Linked DNA regions of Mus musculus: region 2 is linked to region 1. Evidence: chromatin loops called from intact Hi-C (ENCODE). Cell type or tissue: gastrocnemius. All regions are shown on one strand. Links, peaks and the distances in the headings refer to the core of each region. The heading gives the core; the rest is flanking DNA. Region 1 overlaps Alkbh3 (alkB homolog 3, alpha-ketoglutarate-dependent dioxygenase). Region 2 holds the start of Accsl (1-aminocyclopropane-1-carboxylate synthase (non-functional)-like).

Region 1 (12,070 bases), core at 2,547-10,546:
GTTGAGACTGTTCTCTCCTATTTCAGCTTCCCCTGCTAGGAGCCGTCTTTCCCAGACCGCGGGGCCAGCCTGGAGGAGCAAGGAACAGCAGCAATGTGACCGACAATTTGTGTTCAAAGAACCTCAGCTGGTAAATGGTTGTTTCTTCCTCAATAGTAACAAAGGTGTACCTATAAAAGCTGTGTTTCTGAGCAGGTTCTCCAATAGTGGCTGAATACATTTACTTGTGAGTAGCAGAACAAAGGATTCTAGTAATAATGAAATGTGGAATATTTTGGTTGTCTTGTATGCCTGAAGATTTTTGTGTTCTGCTCCATTTACTATTTGGCTATATCTCCCTCCAAACCCTCAACTTTTATTTTTTTTGTCAGGGAAGCTCTACTTAAGCCATGGCCACCAGGTTAAGGCCTTGTGTGGGCCAGCTAAGGGCTAACAGCTCTATAATGATGCTTTCTTCAAAACTGTTACAGAAATCCTTGTGAAATTTCAGTTATTATAGCAAAATGCCTGATTTTTAGCCACCTGTAGGGGCATGTAAAAAATAGAAGATTCAGGTTTGGGGGGACAAGGGTACTGCAGGGCTGGGGATGGAGTCCAATCTTATTTTATTTTCATGTGTGTGTTATGCAAATGCATGTTCACATGTATGGGTGCACATTTGTATGTGCCTGCAGAGACCAGAGGATGACATCAGGCATCTTCAGTTGATCCCCGCCTTAATTGAGCCAGATTATCTCGGTTGAATCTAGAACTTTGCAATTCAGCTGGTCTAACCAGCCAAATTATCCTGCAAGTTTCCTGTCTTTACCTCCTGAGCTCTGCCATTGCAGATAAGTCTCTGTGCCCACTCAGCATTTATGTGGGTGTGGATTTAGCCCCTCATGCTTTTGTATCAACTGAACTATTTTTTCAGCTTTCACGTAAAAAAATAATACAGGAAAAATAGTTTTAAAATTAGGCATCTTGGTATTGTAACGATCATATACATATCAGAACTCCTCTTAGAATATATCTTCCACTTTTTAAAACATCTCCTTTATTAATAAAAGGGGTTTGCATCGTTTCTGGCCAAGAGGAAAGTTGATTAGTGCTATTGTATGGCCTTTTCTGTCAACTGGCCAGTGTGACATAGTTCTGGGAATTGCAGACACAAAGCTCTGTTGTCAGGCAGGGCTGACAACAGGATAGCTTAAACCTATGGAGCTTGACTTGGCTCGAAATAAGAGGCCAGGCTCTTCTTGACCCTTGGAACCATTCTGGACTTCAGATCTACCTGTTTCCTTGCAGGTTGTCCGTGCAGCCCCAGAACCCAGAGTGATTGAGTAAGTAAGCTCTGTCCACAGCGAAGTTGGTGCCTGGGGCCATTCCCTCCACCGTCTTCCATTTTAAAGAGAATGGCCCAATGATTCTAAATTTTTAGTGGGTGTGAACAGTCCTACCTTAATCTTTGAACTTGGTTTTTTGAGGAGACTTTCTGGGTTTGCTAGTAGTATAGAAAACAGCAAGATCTCTGCACATTAAAGTTTGCCTCTAGGGTCGATTTCCTGGCCCTGTCTGTAAGAGTAAACTGAAAACCAAAAAGGCTTTTTCCTAAGTCACTGGAGTTTGGCTTGGTGAGAAGCCTGTCAGCAGCATTTCCGTAGCAGGCCTTGTAAGAGCTGCATTAACCTAGGTCACCCTCCAGCCTATTTATTAAAACCGCAAGGTTGTTCCTGAGCAATTTAAGCAATGCTAAATGTCCTTCTCTTGTATTGATCTGTGTCTGAATGTTCTCCAAAGCTGGGGAGAGAATCTTTGGCTTCTTTTCTCCTGCCTCTCACTTTCCACCTGATGTAAATAAATCATCAGTATGAACTATCCTTTTATGCTAGCAGTTAGCATCAAGCAGACGTTCTGCTCATAAGTAGTCTGTTATGCTATTTAGATATTGGTAGATTGGCTTGTACAAGAATTTGAAGCTAACACAGATGTTACCATAGTCTCAAGAAATATCTAGTCTCCTCTTTGTGACAAGTGAGCTATTGAACTAGTCCTGAGTTCTTTCCATTTCCCTAGGGTTTGATTTCCTTGTCTATATGTTAAGGGTTTGTATTCTAATCATTTAAGCCCATCTAGGTCTGTGTGCATAGTAGCTGTGCAGTATTACCTCGATCACTGATAGAGCGAAGTTGGCAACCTGAGGAAAGTCACAGCATCCACCCCTGTTGGTTCAGCCTTGCTGAATCTAAAGTTTTGTTTGCCAGTTCCCAGAAACCTGCCCCATGTTTAAAGTGAGACAGTTTGTACATGTATGTCAGTATATCTCATTAAAACAGAGTATTCATACCTCAGGGCCTGTATAGAGAGATGGCTTCTGTAGAAATGTGTCGCTATGAAATATGTGCTAGCCATGCTAATTCAGCTCCTACGAGCCTAGCTCAAAGGTCGTGAACCACTGACTAGAACCCTGGAGAGAGAGATGAAATGAAAACCTGTTAAAACAGTAAGTGACCTGACTTCTCTGTTGCTTTTCTGCACTGAAGCTTTCACTTGCATATCTGTAGTTTTGTACCTTTCCACATTTGATTAAAAATTCAGTGATCTTTTATCACCCATCCACTGTGTGCAGGCTGTGAGAATAAGCCATTCTTTGCCCCATAAGGAACCCATAGTCTAGGGAATAAGATAGTCATGTGAAGAACTTGTACTTCTGTATGGAAGATCTAATACTGGCCCAGGATGTGATGGTGATGTTACTGGTACAGATTAATGGTCAAAGAAAGTTTAAAGGGAGAGCTAAGTGAGATTTTTGTAGGGGAGTCAGAGGTTTCCACTTGGCCATACTAGGAGGTGAGCTGATTGGTAGGGAAATATTCCAGCATACGGAAACACGGGCTAGAAACACCTGTAGTTCTGTGTGAAGGGGGTGTAAGCAGTTGATACTGAGGATGGTGACACTGGGAGTTGGCAGAGGAGGGTCTAGGTCTCAGGGACCATGAGTACAATTATAGGGACACTGAAGGCTTTTTACTCAGGAAGATCTCACTAGACGTGTATCTTTGAAAGTAACAAGCTCAAGGTTTTGAGATATGCCTGCCCCCTGGAGAGTACTCCAGACCCTCCTTTGGTGATAGATTTTGATAATGTATCAGCCTAAATTGTGGGTGAAACCTACCTGGGTAGAATCAGAAGTTGATTTCTCCCACTTCTGTTTCATGGCCTGAACCTGTCAGGGTTCTGTTCCCAGCGCCATTGAGGATGCACTACCATTTCCCTTGTCTAGCTGTTACAGAGGTGGAGCTTATGCCTCCCTCACAGTGTTTTCTGTAGGAAATGAATCCTGGGGAAGGCAGAAAGGATAGATTGTTTTAGCCTCCCACTAATATATGCTTTTCCTCTGCCTCTTTAGCAGGGAGGGTGTGTATGAAATCAGCCTGTCACCTACTGGTGTGTCTAGGTAAGTGAATCCTCATTGGAACCTGACTGGCTATCATTTGAGTTACCATCTCTTTAAACTTGTCTTATTAAGGAACAAGACTTGGGTAAAACTCCTTTTTACAAAGTATTGCTAGCATCAAAATATTTTCACAGCTTCCACCAGTTACACGGACTGTTGTGACTGCAGTGTCATGAGGAAGCGAGGCCCAAGGTCCTTTCTCTGCACCCCACCACTCACAGTAACTCAGTGCCAGAGCTGGCTCTAGTCTTTTTGGAGTGCTTCATCATTGGTGCTACACTTCATGAACTATGTGTATATTCAATATGTAATATTATATTGCCACATCAAGGATTGGCAATTATAAGAGAATTTCCGTATAGTTAAATCATATATTAAGTGTAATCACTATTTAAAAATATTTTGAAAATACCTTAATACACAAATATATTATCACTGTAAACCAATGAGTTATTTTTTTAAAAATCCATTAGAAATGACAAATGAAAATTGCTTATAGTAGCTTCTGCTGGATACGAAGTACCCTGAAAAAATGTGACTATTGTTTTAATCACCTATAAAACCTCTCTGTCTTAGTTTCTTTTTTTATTCCTGTGATAAAAACCATGGCCAAAAGCAACGTGGGGAGGAAAGGGTTTGTCTTACAGCTCTCAGGTCACACTCGATCACTGAGGGAAGTCAGGCAGGAACAGAAGCAGAGGCCATGGGGGAATGCTGCTTACTAGCTTGCTCTTCTTGGCTTACTATGTCTGTGTTGTTAAACACCCCAGGACCATCTCACCAGGGATGATATTACCCCCTGTAGACTGGGCTCTCTCATCTCAATCATCAGTCAAGACTTGCTGGTCTGATGAAGGCAATCCTTCAGTTGATATTCCTCCTTTCTGAATGACCGTGGTTTATGTCAAGTTGACAAAGATAAAAAAGCAAAACCGAAACCAACCAACCAATCCAGACACTCCCCTTTAAAGCAAACTTTGGTTGAGCACATCTTGTTTTAACTAAGTAGCTTTAGATGACCTCTGGATCTTTTCAGTCACATGAACCTTCTGAGGACCTGATGCTGTCAAGACTGCTCAAGAGAGTGTGGGCTTCCAGAACTTTCCTTAGGAAAGGGATACTAACTGGCTTTTTTCAGCTGAAACTGTGTCAGGATAGGATATATTTATGTTTATATTTAGTAAGATGAGACATCATTTGGGTGTATTTATTTTGAAAGCCATGATGGTGTCTGTCTTCAAATTGGTGTAGTTTTAAAAACAGAGGCATTAAGTGCCTGCCCTTGGTTTTGAAGCCACACCATGCTAATCATTTCTGCCACTTGTCTCCTTGGCAGAATCTTGGATGCTGTTTGAAGCAGAACTCTATAAAAGCTTCATACATCTCTTGTATTCTCTTATGTCTTTAGAGGTACCATGAAAAGAGTTTATTTTATGTGAAGCTCGCATGGGAGGGAGGTGGTGAGATGACTCTCTCTCTCCTTTAGAGTGAGGGTCTAATCAAGTGATCCAACAGAAACTACTCTAGTCCACCTTCTCTGTGTGCTTTAGCTATGGATGGTTCTTTCTGCATTAAGGGTGTGCTTATATCCTGGCTTTGTGGACTTGAAGGAAGCTGACTGGATCTTGGAGCAGCTTTGTAAGGATGTCCCCTGGAAACAGAGGATGGGCATCAGAGAGGGTAAGTAGGCCTCTGGGGTACAGTTGTTGCTGCCTAGTCCCCATTCAAATGTTTTTGAATTCCCTATACTGCTTAACACAGCTGGACTCCCCAAGGCACAGACAGGAAGTGGTATGCCAGGCAGAAGCCATAGCCTACAGAGGCTCAGAGGTCAGGGAGAGTAGACAAGAGAGAGGCAAGACCTCACAGAGCCAAGGAAGCCCTACTAGCTGGCTTGCGACTAACAGGCCTCTCCCTTTCGCTTTAACTGCCTTCTCTAGTAGTTCAGATGCTGCCAAGTTCCTTCTTCACATAAGTTTCTAGAGCTTTCTTTTTTGCTAATCCATTTGGCACACATTTTTCTGAAGACCTTTTTACTGACTTTGTGTACTTTCTTTCCTTCCACTGGAGTCAGCCAGTCTCCTCCAGTTTCAGTGTCTGCTCCCCTGAGCTTGTAAAGGTACACCAGAATTGATTAGCTTCCTGAGATCTGCCCCTCACTGCTGCTCTCCCAATACCAGCAATGCCTGCGATACCACAAATGACCACTAGGAGGCACCTTTGCTGTGACCTAGACTCCATAGGACATGCAAAGAGTTTGAACAGCTTGTGAAGAGACAAAGTGTATGTTAATTGGCTTTTTTAAAAATCCGGGTGTCAGAACAGGAGCCAGCCTTTTTGGGGAAGCCTTCTCCCTACTCTAGAAGTTTCTATAATGTGGCTTTGGTTGCTTGCTTCAGTATTCCAAGCAATTGTTAATTTTGAGCAAATTATACCTCAGTGACTCTGTAATTCTAGATTTTCTCTAATAGGACATAAATTATAAGATGCTTGTGTTAATTAAGTAAATTAAATAATGCATGATATCTGCTTAACAACGCTGGCTGATGTGTGTATGTCTGTGTGTGTGTGTTTGTGTTTGGCCTTTAGTAAACATTGGCTCCCCCACTCCTCTTTTGGCAGTTCTAGGGTCAAACCCAGGGTCTCGTGGCTTAGCAAGCACTAGCGCTGAGCCACATGTACCCAACCTGGGCTTGATCTGTTGTTGTGACTAACATCTGTTGGGGAGAGATGGTAACTCCCTAACCTCTCTAAAACAGTTTAGATAGCATGCGCTGTGACCAAAGCAGGCATGTGGTACAGTAGCTCACACTTTTTAGATCAAAAGAGCATGCGCAGTGATGCTAGGACACAGGACTACTGGATTCTCTTGCTTTCAGATGACTTGTTGGTACCATAGTCTTTTTTCATGAGGTCCACTCCCCATAATCTGCTTTTTGAGACTTTTTGGGTTTTGCCATGAGTGAAACAAACAGATGGAACTCCTTCCCTCCCCAGAGCCTTTACCCTGCTGTCCCTGCCAGCATGCCTTATTTCCTCTGTAGCCCTTCCAGGTTCTCCTAGCCACCTCCCATTTCCTGTCTGAGGAAGGGACTGGGGTCATCCCTCCTCTCCTTTTGTTCCCCATGCTCCTCGCACAGGGCAGGCACACAATGGCTGGTAGCAGGCGCGCCTCACCCAGCAGCAACTGTCTCAAGAGCCCTGTATTTTCTTTCTCAGATGTAACTTATCCGCAACCAAGACTTACAGCATGGTATGGAGAGCTTCCTTACACTTACTCGAGAATCACTATGGAACCAAATCCTCACGTATGTTACAATGATGTCACTGCTGTGGCTTTCTAGTCTCAGTGTCCAATACTGCAAGTAATTCCTCATAGAGGCACATGATAGTCCGAGTTTCAGAAAATCCTCTGGGCTCAAAACCCTGCTTCTGGTCCTCTCTGTGCCCATGATCTATAGATGGGCTTGGAGGATGGGAGCAAACTGAAACAGTGAACTGGGCCTGGAGCCTCAGGTCCCAGGGGAATGAGCTGTTTCTTCCTGACCCCTCCTCTGTGAACACTGCTGTGTTTCATGTATAGCACATCCCTACGGCTGGCAGTGAGGGCAGAGAGCCTTTCCACTTCTCAGCTCTGCTGTTACTTGTATGGAATCTGGGTTTTTTGGCTTTATATTCGTTCTGTGGGTACAGTTTCCAGACTTGCAACTTCTTGCCCCTTGGGCTTGTTTCTACTGATGCCTTTGTTTTTGAAGATTTCCATGACAGCTGAGCATAGTAATACATGCCTGTAACCCTGCAACTCAGGAAGCTAAGGCAGCGGGGATCATAAAGTTCAAGGCCAGACTGAACAGCAGAGTAAAATCCTATCTCATAAAATAAAAAAAAATATCCGTAGCCGGATGTGGTGGTGCACACATTTAATCCCAGCACTTGGGAGGCAGAGGCAGGCAGATTTCTGAGTTCGAGGCCAGCCTGGTCTACAAAGTGAGTTCCAGGACAGCCAGGGCTACACAGAGAAACCCTGTCTCTAAAAACCAAAAAAAAAAAAAAAAAAAAAAAAAATTCGTGTAGACAAAGATATTTCAGTATATAAAATAAGCTTGTCCAAAGGCTAGACTTAAGGTCCAAGAACTGGCTCCCTGTTTAGTTCCTGGACTCTCGCCTTGATGAAAATGTTGTGCTTTACTGAAAGAGACGTTGAAGAAATGGAGTTTTGCTTATTCATTTGGACACAAAAATGTGGCATGTTTGAGAGTCCTAGCAACATGTAAGTACAAAACCCCTGTGTGCCGAGGTACCCAGGGACAACATGGACCCAGGAGGACAGGGCAGACTGTCACAGGAAGAGCCCGCTGCTTTGAAGGGCTCTACTCCTAGGGTTGGGTGAAGCCCCAGAAGTGGAAATGCCCTTTTCTCTGAAGTAGATTTGGAGACTCTGAGGGAACAGAAGCTGCCCTGCTCTGTCACAGCCATGTACCTGCTTGTCTGTGGCCACAGCAGTGAAGCTGGAGGCTAAGCAGGCTGTGAGGAGGTCCTTTTTCATTTTGTCCCAGCTTATCTTTCAGTCAGCTTTCTCAGTCAGACATTGCCATGTGTCTGTTGGTGACAGTTCTTGGGCTTAAAAAGCCATTTTTATAGTACACAGAAACCATGGCCTTGCTCAGTATTGTCTTTCACTTTCGAGGCATATTTGTTTTAAACAGTTTTCAAAAGAAAATTTTTCAATGACAAGCCTTTTCAATTATAGTCACAGCACTTAGAAAGAGATAAGAGGACTCTAGGTTTGAAATAGTTAGACCCTTCCCTGGAAAAACAGAATTGGCTTGGTGATATGGCTTAGTTGAACAGTGCTTACCTTGTGTGCACAAGGCCCTGGGTTTTGTTCCTAGCACCATAAAACATAAACCAGCCAACCAAAACAAAACCCCCTAAAATGAATAAAACTTAAAAATTGCCTATGTATGATTTTCTTAACTGTATATCCTTTAAAAATCTTAGTATCAGTAAATTTAATACCTGTATAATATTTCATAGTCTTTGAGTACAAGCCTCTTGCTGGAAATTAAAATTGTCAAAGTAGGATAGAGAGATTGCTCAGCCAATAAGTGCTTGCTACACAAACAGAAAACCCTCATGAGTTTGAGACCTCAACTCCACAAACCCAGGTAAAACAGCATAAGGGTACATGTTTGGAATCCCAGTGCTGAGAATTTTGCTGGCCAGTTAGACTAGCCTACTTGGTGAAGTCCAGGCAAGTGGACAATCCTGTGTCAAAAAAAAATAATAATAATAACAAGGAACTAGACTGCAGCTCTGGGATGACACGAGAAATTGAGAAATTGTCTTCTGGTCTCTGAGCATGTACATGTGCAAACACATTCACACACACTCAAAAGAGCCTCAAATTACAATTGCTATTATGGAGTATTTTCTTTCTCTCTCTCTCTCTCTCTCTCTCTCTCTCTCTGTGTGTGTGTGTGTGTGTGTGTGTGTGTGTGTGTGTGTGTGTGTTTGTGTGTGTACAGAGTGTGTATGTGTTTTATTTTAAGATGGCCTTGTTAAATAGACTGGCACCAAATCTCTATAGCTGAAGATGGCTTCAAACTCAAAATCCTATTTCCCCGGCTGTCCACAGTGATGTTACAGGCATGGCCACAATGCCCAGCTTTAGTTGTAAGTTTTGAAGCTGGTTTGTCTTTGTACAAACTGAGTGATAATGGATCCCATGTATAAAATACATTAAAACTTAGTTGTCTGCAGGTCCCACCAACATGACCACTTTCTGTAGACCCAGACCCACCTCTGTGGCACTGAGGCCACTCTTGACACTGAAGCCTGTTCTGTGACTTGTGTGTTCTCACATATTCCCTCAGATGTCTTTTAAGGATAGAATGCCTTCACTGAACAGCAAGATGACGCTGAATTCTAATTTAGACATTCGCTTCTAAAGGATCTCTATTTAGAGAATTGGTTAAAGAGTCTAAATTAATCCTCCATTACCCACTCCATAGCTCCCTTTCTCTATACTTTGCTCCCAAAAATAGCCAAGAAAAAACATATACCCACTTAGAAACATAATGCAAACTTGATGTTGTCACAGTGCTGAGTCCCAAGCAAGTCCAGCAAGTGCTAATGAGATTCTCAGTCCTATTCTGGAAAAGCCATCTTCTTTACACTCTTGTTTTCTTGTTAGGTGTGTAATTCTAGCATCTCTTGTCTATCTCTGAAGGTAAATTACAGCTGGAGGTGGGCAGGAAGCGCAGCTCACCCACGCGGTGGCTGCGATTTCATTTTGACTTTGTTCTCTTGAACAAGGGCCAGCTTAATAACATTTTTGTTTGGTTTGGTTTTATTGACCTGCTCTGTTTTTTTTTTTAATCCTCTGCATAGTAAATGTGATGCTGATAACCACAAAGAGACCCAGCTTTTGTTCTGGCTTCACACTGTAGAAAAGCTTTGCTGCTCTAGTGCTTCTGTGGCAGAAACGGGGCTGGGCTCAGTACTGCACTGTCCTTTCTGAGCACCCATCCTGTCTCTTCCAGGTGGAACACAGCCGTACTTCTTAAAGGACAGCCCGCGGGTCCAGGAAGCCTTTGTAGGGACTGTGTGTGTTTTCACTGCTGGGCCAAGAGTGTGTGTTGGTAGCTGTGTGGCATCTGTTCCGATGCTGCAGAGCTATACGTGGTAAATGGCACCTCAGCATCATCAGTCAATCTGCCAGAGATCTCCGTGCTCCTCACACTGAGCACTTCACTTAGATAGAGTGTGCAAATGCAGAGTTTAGCACCCGTGAGATGGTTCAGTGGGTAAAAGCACTTGTCAGTCCCCAAGCTTAATGGCCTGAATTTAATCCCAAGAACCCAGGTGGTGGAAGAGAACTGACCCCTGAAAATGAGTCCCCTGATCTCTGATTTCTGATGGTTTAAATGTAACAGATAAGAAAAAGTTTGAGCTATGGTCAAATTCTGAATTGAGACTATCTCAAGAATCAGCCCAGGCTGAGCTTTGGATGCACTCACAGGTCCTGCTATCTGTCCGACAGGGCTGGGCACAGATTTTAGCAGGACAAATGCAGACGCGGAAGAGCGTGCTGTGGAGACAGTGTGGAGTTGTAAAACGGGGCCGTTCTCATCCCAATTTTGTATTGAACATACCAAGTACACAGAGTGGTTGTAGCATTTTAAACAAATTACCAAAGGTGTGTTTATTTATCTTGACACAGGACCTTAGTACATAGCCCAGACTGCTCTTGAACTTCTTTCCTGCCTCAGCCTCCCTGCCGTTATAGCATGTGCTACCACTCTCACTCTAACTTTAATATAGTAAATATCAAAAGCTGTAATCTCTAAGAACAGAGGTTCAAACCAGGCATGGTGGTACTCACCAGAGAGGAAGAAACAGGCAGATCTCTGAGTTCAAAGCCAGCCTGGCATACATAGCAAGTTCCAAGCTAACCAGGACTACATAGTAAAACCCTGATTCAAACAACAACAGTAAAATTCATCAAAGGTTATTTGAGGCCATCAATAATTTTAATAGTATAAAGTTTGAAAACCACTGTTCTAAAGAGCAGATGAGGCTCTTTAAGTAAGACACAGAATTGTAGAGAGCCAGTACACACAACCTGTTACTGATGTTCCTGTGCACGTGGCTGCAGAGTGTAAACTACGTCACTAAACTGGGTGTGGACAGCAAGCAGTGCTGTGCAGTATGATTACATTCATAGTTTTTTAGCTCTAAGAGTGGTCCTGTTCTACAGAAAAGAAAAGAACACTTGTTCATTGACATACCATAGACCAGGAGAGCCACAAACTTGCTTCGGCCTCCCAAGTGCTAGGATTTCTGGCACACACCACTAAGTCAGGCTTTGAGTTCTATTTTTATGAAGTTAGCCTCTAAATATTAAATATTTCTCAAGAAATCAATTTTGTTGTTTAGAATAAAATATGAACAGAATAGGAGGCACCCAGTTGAGAGTTCTTTTGTTCTTTACTTGAGCCTGGGTGTGTGGATCCATGAGCTCCGGCAGCCCCACTGCCCCTTTTAGGGCAGCACTAATGTTCCAGAACCACCGTGAACATCCTGGCATTGGCTTCTTTGTGAGGACATGCACTGCAAGAGAAACAGGAGCTGGTAGACAGCTCCAGCCTTCAGACTTGCTTCAGCATAGAGATAGAGGGAGAAGACGAAGCTACTCTTCTGCCTTCTGTTTATTGCATTGCCCTCTCAGAAACCCGCTGACTTCATATTTCTTTCTGGTTTTTTTTGTTTGTTTGTTTTGTTTTTTTAATGGCTGCCCATTGTGTCTTGTATGCCTGTCCCTGTGCTTGCTGTCAGTGGCTTCCTGTGCTGTGGACTCTGAAGAGCCGCATTGAAGAGAACACCAGCCACACCTTCAACTCCTTGCTGTGTAATTTTTACCGGGATGAGAAGGACAGTGTGGACTGGCACAGCGACGATGAACCATCCCTGGGGAGCTGCCCCGTCATTGCTTCCCTCAGTTTTGGTGCCACTCGGACTTTTGAGATGAGGAAGAAGCCCCCACCTGTAAGTATTCTCTGCCATAAACACAGGCTTTCCTTACCTCCTAATCCATGAGGAGTATGGCTCTCCCAAAAGCCGCTGCCTCCA
Region 2 (12,070 bases), core at 1,352-9,351, 130 kb after region 1:
TTGCTCGTGATGTGGCCAAGAGGGGCTCCCTCAGGGCTAGTATCTGCCAGATGCCTCTATCCTCTCAGTAGAGAGCCATATGGGTTGTCACACCCTCTGTGTGTGCTGTCACTTCTCCAAGGCTGAGCCTTCTTCCATCCAGCAAGGGCCAACACTGAAGAGGGCATTCCCTCACTGTGCGGCTTCTGCTTGTGTGGTGTTTTCTAATGTGTCCATGACTGCACCCTTGGCCAAGTCCAGAGCCAGTGTGCAAGGGCACAGATGTAGCATATATGCATGGGGCTTTGGTGTTAGAGGCTGAGGGGGTGAAACTGTTTCATAGGTATATTCTCCAAGGTGTCTGGCAAGGCTCACCAGAAAGTGCTTCATGACCAGGGCTCTGGGTTGAAGGAATGCTCTCCCTCTGGTTCTGTAAAGCTGGAGAAAGGAGCAGGGGACACTCCTGGGGCCCGGAAAGAAGGGCTAAGTCTTGGACACAGAGTCTGGATCTGAGGCAGATCCTGCTCATCAGAAGCCATTGGCCAGAGGAGGGGTCTCTGGGGACAGAGCAGACTTTCTGCCAGGAAAGCACTGGGAAGCCACTGACAGGCATGGGGGCCAGAAAAGGCCCCATGGAAAGTCACAAGTCCTTTACAGAACGAGGCCCCTTGGGGGAGAGGGGAAGTGGTGGCTTCTCTGCAAAGATGGAGGTGGGGGTGGGGTGTGACAGTAAGAGCAGTCAGCAGAGCTCCCTCTGGAAGGTTTCTTGTAACAGCTTCAGCCTCAGGAGACCGGCAAACCCGCGGTTAAGTAGCACTCAGAGAGAAATGGCAAAAGAACAGACGCTTAAGCTATCGGGTGGGGGTGAGGGGGTGAGGGAGGATGGGCTGGGGGGAGGGGGAGGGGGATGGGCAGGGTACACTGTGGCAGGGCAAAGGTCAACTCACACCCGCCATTTATGTTCTCTCAGCCACTCCTCCCGACCTGCCTTTGTAACTGAGAAGATGCTATGCCGAGATGCCTAGCTATCTACCCGGAGTCTGAGCTGAGTATTGACCAAATGTATATATATCCATACCACACTGCACAGACAGATATCTCCAGGAGCTCTGACTAGGAGCCCTCCAGGGCCTGGACAATTACCCAGTTTCAATTTCTGCCTAAGCCAGACACCCTCCTGACCTCTGGTCCCAGGGAAACAGAGCCTCGCACTGCACAGTGTCCCACAGTCTGCCGCCGGCTCCTGTGCCCACACTCTAGCCCTTGGGACCTCCCTGGGGAGGAGGCTTGGGTACCCAGTAGATAGACTGTGTCTATGAGAAATAAAACAGCTCTGTGCCCAAGCCCTGGGGGATGGGAGTGGGGAATTTGCTAGCCAGCCTAGCCAGGGTAGGAAGACCTTGGAGGAAACAAATGGAAAGAGCCCAGGGAAGACCTAGCACAGCTCTCCTGCAGAACAGCTCTGGCCAGAAGAGTCTTATTCATATTTGAAGAGGAATCGGATACCAGGTCAGACTAAGACCTGAGGGAGAGAGAGGGGCCTGCTATCAGAACCACTCTCTGCAGCCTAATGAGATGGAGGAAGAACCCCAGAGAAAACACAGAGAGGGGCAGGGGAGAGAGCAGAGAAGGGAGGAGGGGCATGGAGCACTCAAAGGAGGGAGGAGGGGCAGGGAGCACTCAAAGGAGGGAGGAGGGGCAGGGAGCACTCAGAGGAGGGAGGAGGGGCAGGGAGCACTCAAAGGAGAGAGGAGGGGCAGGGAGCACTCAGAGGAGGGAGGAGGGGCAGGGAGCACTCAGAGGCTCCCCTGTGGACCCACTGAGTGTGCCTTAGAATATGATTCTCAGCCTTCTGGGATGTCTGTGGGAAGCATGGCTTCTCTAACACCATGAAGATAAAGGTTAGGGTGGGGTGAGAGGCCACTGAGACCCATCCCCTATTTCTCTAGCAGAGGTCCTACCAGGGCTTGGGGCATTAAACGTGGATGAGGCGTGGCATTGGTTAGCAGGGCCCTGGCTGAGACTGCTACACTGGGCTCACAGAAACCAGGGTGATAACCTCACAGCAAAGACAATCTCTAAGTGGCTCCAAGCACAGGTATAACTCGCATGGCCATTGGCTGCCTGCCCCTGGCTCAACTGCAGCGAGCAACCCATGACAGACAGGTCCAGAAAAATCTGGGCTTTGTTTTTTTTTTTTTTTTTCCCTCCCCACATTTAGAATAGAAACCAAAGTCCTAGCTTTGTTTGCTAATTCGGAAATCCATTTTTCATAAATAGCAGCCCTGGAGCCATTGCTACCCCCAGGGCCTTTTCATTTGCTGCTGTTCTGCCTGTAAGACTACTCCACAGAGCTGCATACTCCCTAGGTTCCCGCAGGCTTTTGTCTAGCTCCCTAGGTAATAGCATCCTCTCACGCCTTCAGTCCATTCCAGAGTGCATGTGGCCCACGGGCTGCTTGTGACTGAGACACATACTGTGCGTATGTGCTTATGACTGAGCAAGGCTAATTTGCTCCTGCTGCTCTCTAACGGGGCCAGATGTTGTTGTTTGCAAATCGGGTTCAGAATTCTCTGGAAAGCAAGAACAGCTTTTTTGGGGGGGTGGGGGGCTGTCTGACTTCCCATGCAAACACTAGACAAGTAAACAGAAACAGTGACTTGGTAACTACTGTGTGCTTGGTACCTACTGGGTGCATGGTCCCCATCGGATAAGGGAAGGGACATGCAACATGACTGACCTGGTGGAGTCTGAGTGCTCTGAGAACCAACCATGGGGGAAGAGCTGAGGCCTGAGGGCACAGGGAGGCTGCAGGCAGCATGGACTTTCTGGAGGGAAGGGACCACTCTGAAGGACAGGCCCTGTAGGGTGAGTGGTTTGAAGAAGCTGGAGCCAAGGCCTTTCTAGCCTGTGTCCTCTTCAGCCTCTCACTCTGGGTCATGTCAAATCGCCCAAAGACAAGCACACTACAGGAGGATTCTTCAGGGCCGGTCTCTGTGGCCCGGGAAGACGCCATGTTGGGCCTGGCTTCAGACTAGATTTCACTCAACTAATGCAAGTAGCTTGAACTTGGATGAGGTTGAAGAACCCTGCTGGGTTCAGTGTGTTCTCCTGTAAATTAGACCCTTTGTTTATCAAATTGTCAGGAAGTGTCTTATGTGAGACTCTAGCCCTGTGACACAAAACATAGCAGTGGTACAGACTCCAGGTAGCACCTGCAGCTGGGGTAAGCCTGGTGCTTTCAGGGAGGACCCCTGTTTCTCTCTGAGCCTTTGATCATCACGACCAACCTTTACCTTTCTTTGAGGTGTGTCAGGGGTTCTTGGCAGGCTTTGTCCCCCATGCCTCTATCTCCAGGCTTAGCAGGTTGCTCTCTGGAGGATGCTGGGAGCAGGAGCAGTTGGGAGGAGGAGTCTCCCCTCATCAGCTACTGTTGCCTACTTCTGCTGTCCCCACCTTCAAACCCAGGGCCTTCTAAAGCTGGCCAAGTCAGATGCTGCTCATGGACTCTTGTCTGGTTTTGAAGCAGAACTTTGAGAAAAGGTGTGAGGAAGGACAGGAAGAGGTGGCTGGTGAGTCTGGGATGTGTTTATGTAGGAGACTCTGGCTGAGATTACTCACTCTGTCCAGTCCTCAAAATGCAGACTCTGAACCATCAGGGGATACAGGAAGTCAACAGTTGTGGAGACCTACGAGGGCCTGGCAATGGACCTCAGGCACCTCTAAATTCCAGCCCTTCTGCGGTCACCTACTATACCTCAGGGGCTGAAGGGTGATAGCCATGACTGCACCTGGCCTTTTCTTTATTCGGACTGCAGCCTTTGTGGACCTACACTGACTACCACAAGTTCCATGAATAGCAAAAAAATAAGGACTTAGCGCCCCCTGTTGGCAAATCTGGGTTATGTCTGAATGGCTGGAAGTGATGCCCCAAAGAGGAGGCTCCAAGCCAGCCCAATGTGATAGGTTATAAACAAGGGCTTTTTCTCTAGTAAACTCTTCCTTCTGCTGCCAACATTCACCAAGGGCATACAATTGCTTAATTTTAAAGTTATCATCTTCACTCATTAGTCAATATAATATGGGCTAGAGAGCTGGCTCAGTGGTTAAGAGCACTGGCTGCTCTCCCAGAGGTCCTGAGTTCATTTCCCAGCACCCACATGGTGGTTCATGACCTATAAAGGGATCTGACGCCCTCTTCTGGCATGCAGGTGTACATGCAGCAGAGCACTCATACATAAAATGAATAAAATAAACACAAAATTTAAAAATCAATATACTATACTATACTATAAATAAATGTTAATCAAACATAACCAAGATCCCTCTCTATGTGCCTTGGAACCAGAGAGCAGAGAAGCCTAAAGCCCAGACCTCAGATAAGTGCCTTCGGGCATCCACTCACCCACCCACCCACCCACTCATCCACTGACAAGGTATTAACATCCATTAATGTTATGAATCTCGAGGCAAACAACTTTGGAAAGACAGAAGATTTATTTCCATGCATAGTTTTGAAGGCTTCAGTTCACAGTTGCTTAGCTCTGTTAATATTAGACCAGGTAGCATATCATACTGGGGAGCCGCTGGTGGAGAGGAGAGGAGAGAGAGAGAGACAGAGAGAGAGCCAACAGCACTGCTTTAAGGCCTTAGGAGGAAACTTTCAGTCCAAATCCCAGCAATTATTGAGCTCCTGGTCTTCCTCAGACAGACAGCAATAAATAAGACAGTTGAAGCATCTCTCCTCATGGGGTTTAGATTCTAGATAGGGGAGCTGGAAAGAAACAACACAGAGAAATGAGTCAGGTGTGTTTACCATTTAGAAGAAAATAATGCCATTAAAAAAAAAAAAAACAGAAGGGCGAATGAGGAGGGAAAGTGGCCGTGGGGCAAAAGGAGGGGTGGACGTTAGCAGTCCAGAGTCCTGGGGTCCCTAGACCAGCACCCAACTGTAGCCCAGGGTCTCACTACATAAACCAGGCTGTACCTGAACTCAAGGAGGCCCTCCTGTCTCTGCTTCCCACGTGCTGGGATTAAATGCACGTGCCACCACACCTGGATCATCTTTCCCTCAAAGTTTGAGAGCAGGGCATGGGTATTCTGGAAGGATAGGCTACTTTGGGTCCACATCTGTCCCTAGACAGTCACGGGAGGCTCAGTCACAGCTGAGACATTTCATACAACCCTTCCTGCCCCGTCATGTCAGCACACATCCATCCTCCAGTTAGTCTCCACACCACCTGGGATGTAGTTTTCCTGGCCTCTGTCTTTCCCAAGGAGAAAGGAAGGCTTGCCAAAGCCACACAGGCAAGGGACCCTATGTCCTGGGCCCTAGGGGATGGTGCCTGGGGTTCCTGGTGCTCCCTCCAAGACCTCTTAATGCAGTGGCCCCTCCTGTGCTGACTAAACCCCACTTCAGCCTACTCTCAAATATGGCCTCCTCAGAAACGGGGAGGTACCATAGGCTTCTTTGTGCTTTGAACAGGCTCCTCCCCCTCTGGTTACTTTCCATAGTCAGTGAGCACCCGATTCATCCCGTGTCTTGCCTGTACACACAGGCCCTGGCTCTAGCCTCCTTCGAAGAGCAGGGGCCCTCCCAGCCTGTGAACACTTCAGCTGAAGCCAATACTCTTCAGATTTGCTCCAACCGGATACTCCGAGCCAGTTCTCTGTAATTATGCCAAGGCCATCTAGATAATGGGGAGCTGCTGGGTAGTTGGCTCCAGGAGGGGAAAAGATGGGTCTCATTACCCTGCAAGCCACCTTGTGCTTAAAAGAGAGGGGAGGGGGCGGAGGAGCAAGCTTCTGCTCCCTGAATGACAAAGACACTCCTGGATTTAGACTTCGGACTGCACAGAGATGAGTGAGAACAGAAATGAAGGTGAGCTCGGTGGGGTGACTACGCAAGCCATGAGAATGGAGGGAGGCAGGGACTTTGGGCCACACACAGTGCCCTGGAGCTTAAAAGAAAGTGGAGTTTTATTGTCAAACGGCTTAGACCTAACATTGTAATACAACATTATCCATAAAGCCGGTGCTTGAGAACTGGGTAGTGGAGCTACAGAAGCAAAGCAACAGCAACCTCGGTGTTTTCCGTTTTGACTCTGTGTTGGGTTATGTTCATGGCCGCACTGGGGCACACGAGGCACGGCCACTAGGGGCCGATGTGCCTGGAACCTTCCCTGATAAACACATCCTACTTCTGTGTCTGGTAGACTCAGTTCATTCCTTTGAGCCTCTATTTCTCATCCACAAAGCGAGGCTTGTGGAACTAACTGGAAAGACGGACCAGGTGAAGCCTAGGGGAACCCTACCCTAGCACTGAGCCGATCCCTGCCTGGCTCCTTCCCACCTCCTCTGCTCAAGACCTACCTTGAGCCCGAACTCATGGCAGAGGAACATCGTGCCAGCAGCAGCTTGTCTGACCCTGATGCTGATTTTAACCAACCTGGAGGATCTGGAAGGTAGGTGAGGGCAGACTTAAGGACCCTGAAACCAAGGCAGAGCCAAGGGGTTTGAAGGAGAGGACTGATGAACCCCAGTTCTAATGCTTAGGGCTTGGCTTTAGGGGCAACATTTCTTTGTGCTGCAGCATCATTTACATTTCCTATATAAGAAGTCTTGTCAGAGTCCCCAACTTCTAAGTTCCCTGATGACCTTAGCCCATTTTCACTTCCTTCTTAAAAATACATCTTCCAGGAGAATGCAATTCTTTGTGTGTGGACACTGCGTGTATAGAGAGGGGAGAGGTCACTGTTGAGTGTCTTCATCACGTTCCACCTTGTGCTTGAGATAGAATCTCTTACAGATGCTCTCTGTTTGGGCTAGACTGGCTGGCCACCGAACCTCCTGGATGTTGCAGAGCATGTTTAGTACTTTGAAGTGCTGATACTATACATGTGTAGAAGAAGCAACAAGGTTTTAGACATGTGTGGGTGGGGTTGTTGTTGCTTGGAAAAAAGCTGAGAATCACAGCATATGGTGGAAGGGTCATAAGCCTAGTTTTCTGGGTGGAGGTTGTCTTAAAGAATGAGAGGCAGTGGTAGCCTCAGGCAGCCCCACCACCTGGAGTTTGCTGTCTTGGTTTGTTTCGCTGGCTCATTGAGGCATTAAGAAGGTATTTCTTGGTCGCTCCTGGTATTCTGACCGGTTTTTAGAAACACTGGTAGCATGTTCACTGAGTACAGACCTGGGAGCTTGGTAGAAATGAAGACTTTTTGGTTCTTACCCCAACCTTGATCTAACTGAAGTCCAGGAACTTGGCTTCACTGTCTGAGGCCCGTATCACACTGCTAGGTGATTCAGATGGGCCACAGATGAGCAGCTGCACCCTGGGCTAGGGAGACTAGAAATGAAAGCCCCGAAACAGCTGTCCTGGCACACTAGGAACCTGTGTGAGGGCAGGATGGAGGGACTGGGTATCTGCTGTGACTATCTTGGTGGAGGATGGGGAAACAAGCAAAAAGAAAGGTTTATGTTCTAAAACAGAGGTTGGCAACCCTTTTCTATAAAGGTCGGGATGGTAACTAGTTGAAGCTTTGGGGGGGGGGGGTGCTGGAGCAATGTCTCAGCAGTTCAGGTGTTGATTTTTAGCACTTGCATGTGTGCTCAACAATCTGTAGCCTCAGGTCCAGCATATCCAGCACTCTTCTGATTTCTATGGGCACTGCATGCATGTGGTACACAAACAGAATGCAGGCCAAATATCCATATTCTCTCTCTCTGTCTCTGTCTCTCTCTGTCTCTCTCTCTGTCTCTGTCTCTGTCTCTGTCTCTGTCTCTCTCTCTCTCTCTCTCTCTCTCTCTCACACACACACACACACACACACACACACTGTTTTTCAAGACAGGATTTCTCTATGTAGCTTTGGCTACCCTGAACCTCATTCTGTAGACCAAGCTGGCCTCAAACTTACAGAGGTCTGCCTGCTTCAGCCCCCCAAGAAGCGCTGGGATGAAATATGTGCACCACCACTACCCAGCATAATTAAATAATTAAATTCAAGAGTGTTTAACTGTTGAAGCTCTGAGGGCCGCATGGCCTCCATCACAGCTATTCCACTCTGCCGTTGGCCTCCATCACATCTTGCCTCTGTCTCCCAAGAGCTGGGATGATGGGCACCTGATGCCACACCCAGCTTTTTAACATGGGTGCTGGGGATTGAACTTAGGTCCTCATATTTGTGCAGCAAGCACTTTTCCAACTGAGCCATCTTCCTAGTCCCTGGTTACCTGTTACCTATAGAAACAGGTGAGAGGCCAGGTTTGACCCCCAGGTGACCGTATACTGACCGGTTTCAGTACAATGGTTTACTTGGTACTGGGATTGAACAACACAAGCCCCTCCCTTCTCATTTAGAGCCATCTCTGGTTAGAGCACAGGAAGACCCTAGAAAAGGCCAACTCCCTCTTTTCTCCTAGAGGGCCTTACTGCTTGTTCTCAGGCAGTAAGGACACATTCTAACAGCATCTCAGTAGAATACACCAGCAGCTGGGTGGGGGGACACTTGCATGCGCTCTTGGGCTTTGTGAGCTATTTAGAGCCTAAGCCTCAAGGGTAGAGGTGGGAGAAGCCATCGATGAAGCTGACAATCAGTTCTGTTCCCAACCATGTCAGGACCTCAGGGGAAAGCTGTCTTTTGCTTTCTGTGCTCAATCTCTCTCTCTCTCTAGGCTCCAGCCAGGCTGCCAAGGCTAATAGTGATACCCAGACTCCAAGTCACTTCAAAGTCACCCACCCCAGACTCAGGGATCAGCTGAAGAAGAAGTCCTCCAAAAAGAAGGGCTTCAAATTTGTGCAGGAGAAGATGTTGAAGTTTCAGCATGTCATCAGGAATCAGTTCTTGCAGCAGATAAGCCAGCAGATGCAGTGCGTCCCGCCGGGAGATCAGCAATGCACACAAACCTCCAGGAAGCGGAAAAAGATGGGCTACCTACTGTCTCAGATGGTCAACTTCTTATGGTCTAACACTGTAAAGAAACTGAAGTTCAAAGTACCTCTCCCTTGCTTGGACTCTAGATGTGGCATCAAAGTTGGGCACCAGACCCTGTCACCTTGGCAGACTGGCCAATCCAGGCCTAGTCTGGGTGGCTTTGAGGCTGCCCTTGCCAGCTGCACCCTATCTAAGCGTGGGGCTGGCATCTATGAGTCTTACCACTTAAGCTTCCAGAGCTACGAGGCCTATCAGGCTGACAAATACCACAAGGATAAGAACCCTTCGGTAAGATGGGACGTTTTTGAAAGCTCCAATCACTAGGATTTACTGAGTCCTATGCCTCTCTTATGCTCATCTCTCTTTGTGATGCACTAACATTATTGTCTTAGAATAATGGTATAACTATAGACATAGCTGATAATGTCCCAGAAGATGGAGACCTGGGGGAGAGGAGTGTCTTGAGTCCCTTCATCCCTACCACCTTTCCTTTAACTTCAGAAGTTACTGCACTCGTGCTGGTAAATGAGCCTGCCTTTATAGAATGAAGCACAGCGGCAGGTGGAGGCGACCGTGGGAGAAACAAGCGTTATACTGTTTCCCAGAGCACAGGTGGGATGCTCTCCTCAAGTGATCTAGGAAGGGACCCGGGAAGTCTGAGCCAGCCAGCCGATATGACGGTGGCCGTGATGTTCCCAGAGGGGCGAGAACACATGGACGGAAGGTGGGAAGAGCTTGGTGTGATTGGGAGAAAGACCCATGTGCCCCGAGTAGAGACAACGAGTACTGTGATTAGAAGTAGGGTACAGGTGGACAGGGGTTCAAATGTTCCCCCCAGGGCAGTAAGCAACCAACAAAGGGTTTTTAGCCTAGGAGATTAACAGCAGCAATCCATTCAAAGGGTGGAGTCATTTGTGGCTGCAGTCATGCCTTTCCCTTCTGCTCCTCGTCAAAGGTTTGTATGGCCATCCAGTGGCTTTTGTAGGAAATGTATCTGTTACCTCTATTGTATGTAAGGGCTGCATCTCCTCTAGTAACTTGGAGGTTCCTTCTGGTGTGATAGCAGAGATGGGTACAAGCAGGGTTTGATAAGGCTCCAGGTTCTGGGTAGAGCTAGAGAGGGTCTGCCTGCCACCCAGTGTGTTTGTCTGGTAGATTTCCAACTTCCCTTCTCGTCCTCCTTCAATGGAGCAGATGGAATGCTTTTCTCGAGACATAAGGCAGCTCACAGGAAACGGTGAGTCTAACTAAGGCCTGCCCTCAGGAATTCAGTGGCTAGTACAGGCAGCGCAGTCCAACTACTCTGATTTGTCTGTTGGACTGGGGAGGGGATTGATAGCTGTAAAACTTTAAGTTCTTGATGTTTTCTGTCATTTCACATCATTAGACACCAGTTGAACTATGTTGTGGCATGGTGACATCTTCCCTTGAACTAATCTACAATGGCAGCTTCTTGGCACGCCCAAAGGTGTCCTAGGATGGAGCAAGAAGGCTAACCTAGATTCCTTCCACTTCCAGGGCTACATCAACCTTAGTACCAGCGAGAACAAGCTTTGCCTTGACCTGATAACAGCGAGGGTAAGCAGTACTCAAGGCTTAGCTTCCTGGCCTATTCCTCAGCTTGTGGGAGGTCCAGGAGGAAGACCTAGACATCACGGGGAGAGCCGAGACATTGTTTCTAGAACAGCATAAGTAAGCTCCAGCCAGGCCTGGATGACTGTCCAAAGGTCGTCTAACAGGTATGCAGTGAGCAGCCTGCCCAAAGCTTTGGCCTAGCCTCGTATGTGTCTTCTGTTAAAACTCATTTGTGTCTGACAAGGCTAGCCTCCATTCATGAAGGAGCACATGGCATGCATCCTTGCTCCCCTGCTGGGAGATTTTTTAACTTCTCAGGACAGAGACTTATGCACGAACTAGGAACAAAATAAAGCTTGCTTGGCCTCCCTGGACTACCTGTCTTCACATTCTATTTGTCAACAGTTGACTCAGAGTGACATGAACTTACTTGATGAGGCCCAGCTGCAGTACTCCGACTGGAAAGGACAACCCTTGTAAGTGCCTTTCAGAACTAGGGTCTCTTGTCTACAGGCCCCTTTTATCATCCATTGGCTGTATATAAAATCATCGACAGAATCTTGTGTAGCACAGGCTGGCCTGATACTCCCTGTTTAGCTGAGGATAACCTTGAATTTCTGACCCTCTCACCCTTACCATCATGCTCGCTTTTATTGTGGTGCTGATGATGGAACCCAGAGTTCTGTGCATGCCTTTTAGGAAAGCATCTACCCCCACCTGAGCTATATTCCCTTCCCCCAAATGAACCATATTTAAGATGAACTACTTTCCTGTATCTTTGGCTAATAACTTCCAGGAAATGCCTAACAGGTACGTCTAGCTAGAGGCATGATAGTTAATGAATGCAGCCCAACACAAATCCATTAACTTATTTAAAACTTTGAGAATTGTTGAGTTCTAAAACTCGGTCACTATGTAGGTGACAACGTTGCTTTCAATGACAAAAGGTTGGATTTGCCTAAGAACAGAACATCCCAGGAGGCAGTCTAATTTGGCAGAAACAGCATCTGTCTATAATCCTCTCCTCTCTCAATAGCCCCGTGACCCTGGAGAGGTAACTTTAGTCTATAGTCCTATAAGATGAGGTTGGCTTGGATAGCAAAGACCTCCTTAAGGTTGGATGCTATATTCTTAAAAAAAAAAAAAAAAAAGCATGTCATCTAGATTCTGAGTGAGGAAGGAAGGGTGCCTGGGAATGATAGGGTCTCTCTGGGTCTGTCCGCAGCCTTCGGGAAGAGCTGGCTAGCTTCTTGACCCACTACTGCAAGGCGCCTACACCCCTTGACCCAGAAAATGTGAGTGAGTACAATAGAGGGCTGTCCTTGTGGGTTCCTTCTGCATCATCTGTAGACCACAGGGAGAACCCTCAGAGGGGCAGGGCACAGTAAAAGCCAGCTGGGGAGGTCCCTGGGGGAGGTCCAGTTGAGGGGGGTGGGGGGCTGGGACCTGCCCTGTGGAAGGAGAAGGGAGATGGCCTGTGCATACCCTTCTGATGCAGGGACTGACTTTGACTCTGTCTCTTGGACCTTGTCCTCAGGTGGTGGTTCTAAATGGCTGCTCCTCAGTCTTTGCTTCACTGGCCA

Evidence for each region. Hi-C counts contacts between places; a loop is a spot of excess contacts. Peaks named below come from ENCODE experiments on the same cell type or tissue, not always from the same donor. Only the 100,000 strongest peaks of a DNase experiment are listed, where the experiment ranks them.
Region 2: it touches region 1 in a loop (6-fold over the local background); 31 of 42 quality-filtered maps call a loop at or near these places.

The regions. Positions count from the first base shown.
Region 1 is chr2:93,996,099-94,008,168 of GRCm38, reverse strand. It overlaps Alkbh3 (alkB homolog 3, alpha-ketoglutarate-dependent dioxygenase), which reads left to right. Exons shown (of 10, transcript NM_026944.1): 3 at 27-130; 4 at 1,288-1,322; 5 at 3,389-3,436; 6 at 5,013-5,116; 7 at 6,656-6,744; 8 at 11,777-11,986. Among named protein-coding and RNA genes, the nearest start is that of Alkbh3, 8.6 kb to the left of the region's middle. In gastrocnemius, for the core only: a CTCF peak has its summit at 5,636 (motif pointing right); a DNase peak (open chromatin) is centred at 5,640.
Region 2 is chr2:93,862,812-93,874,881 of GRCm38, reverse strand. It overlaps Accsl (1-aminocyclopropane-1-carboxylate synthase (non-functional)-like), which reads left to right and starts at 5,725. Exons shown (of 15, transcript NM_001033452.4): 1 at 5,725-5,860; 2 at 8,653-9,200; 3 at 10,431-10,490; 4 at 10,893-10,963; 5 at 11,713-11,782; 6 at 12,025-12,070. The coding sequence starts at 5,839. In gastrocnemius, for the core only: a CTCF peak has its summit at 3,877 (motif pointing left); a DNase peak (open chromatin) is centred at 3,862.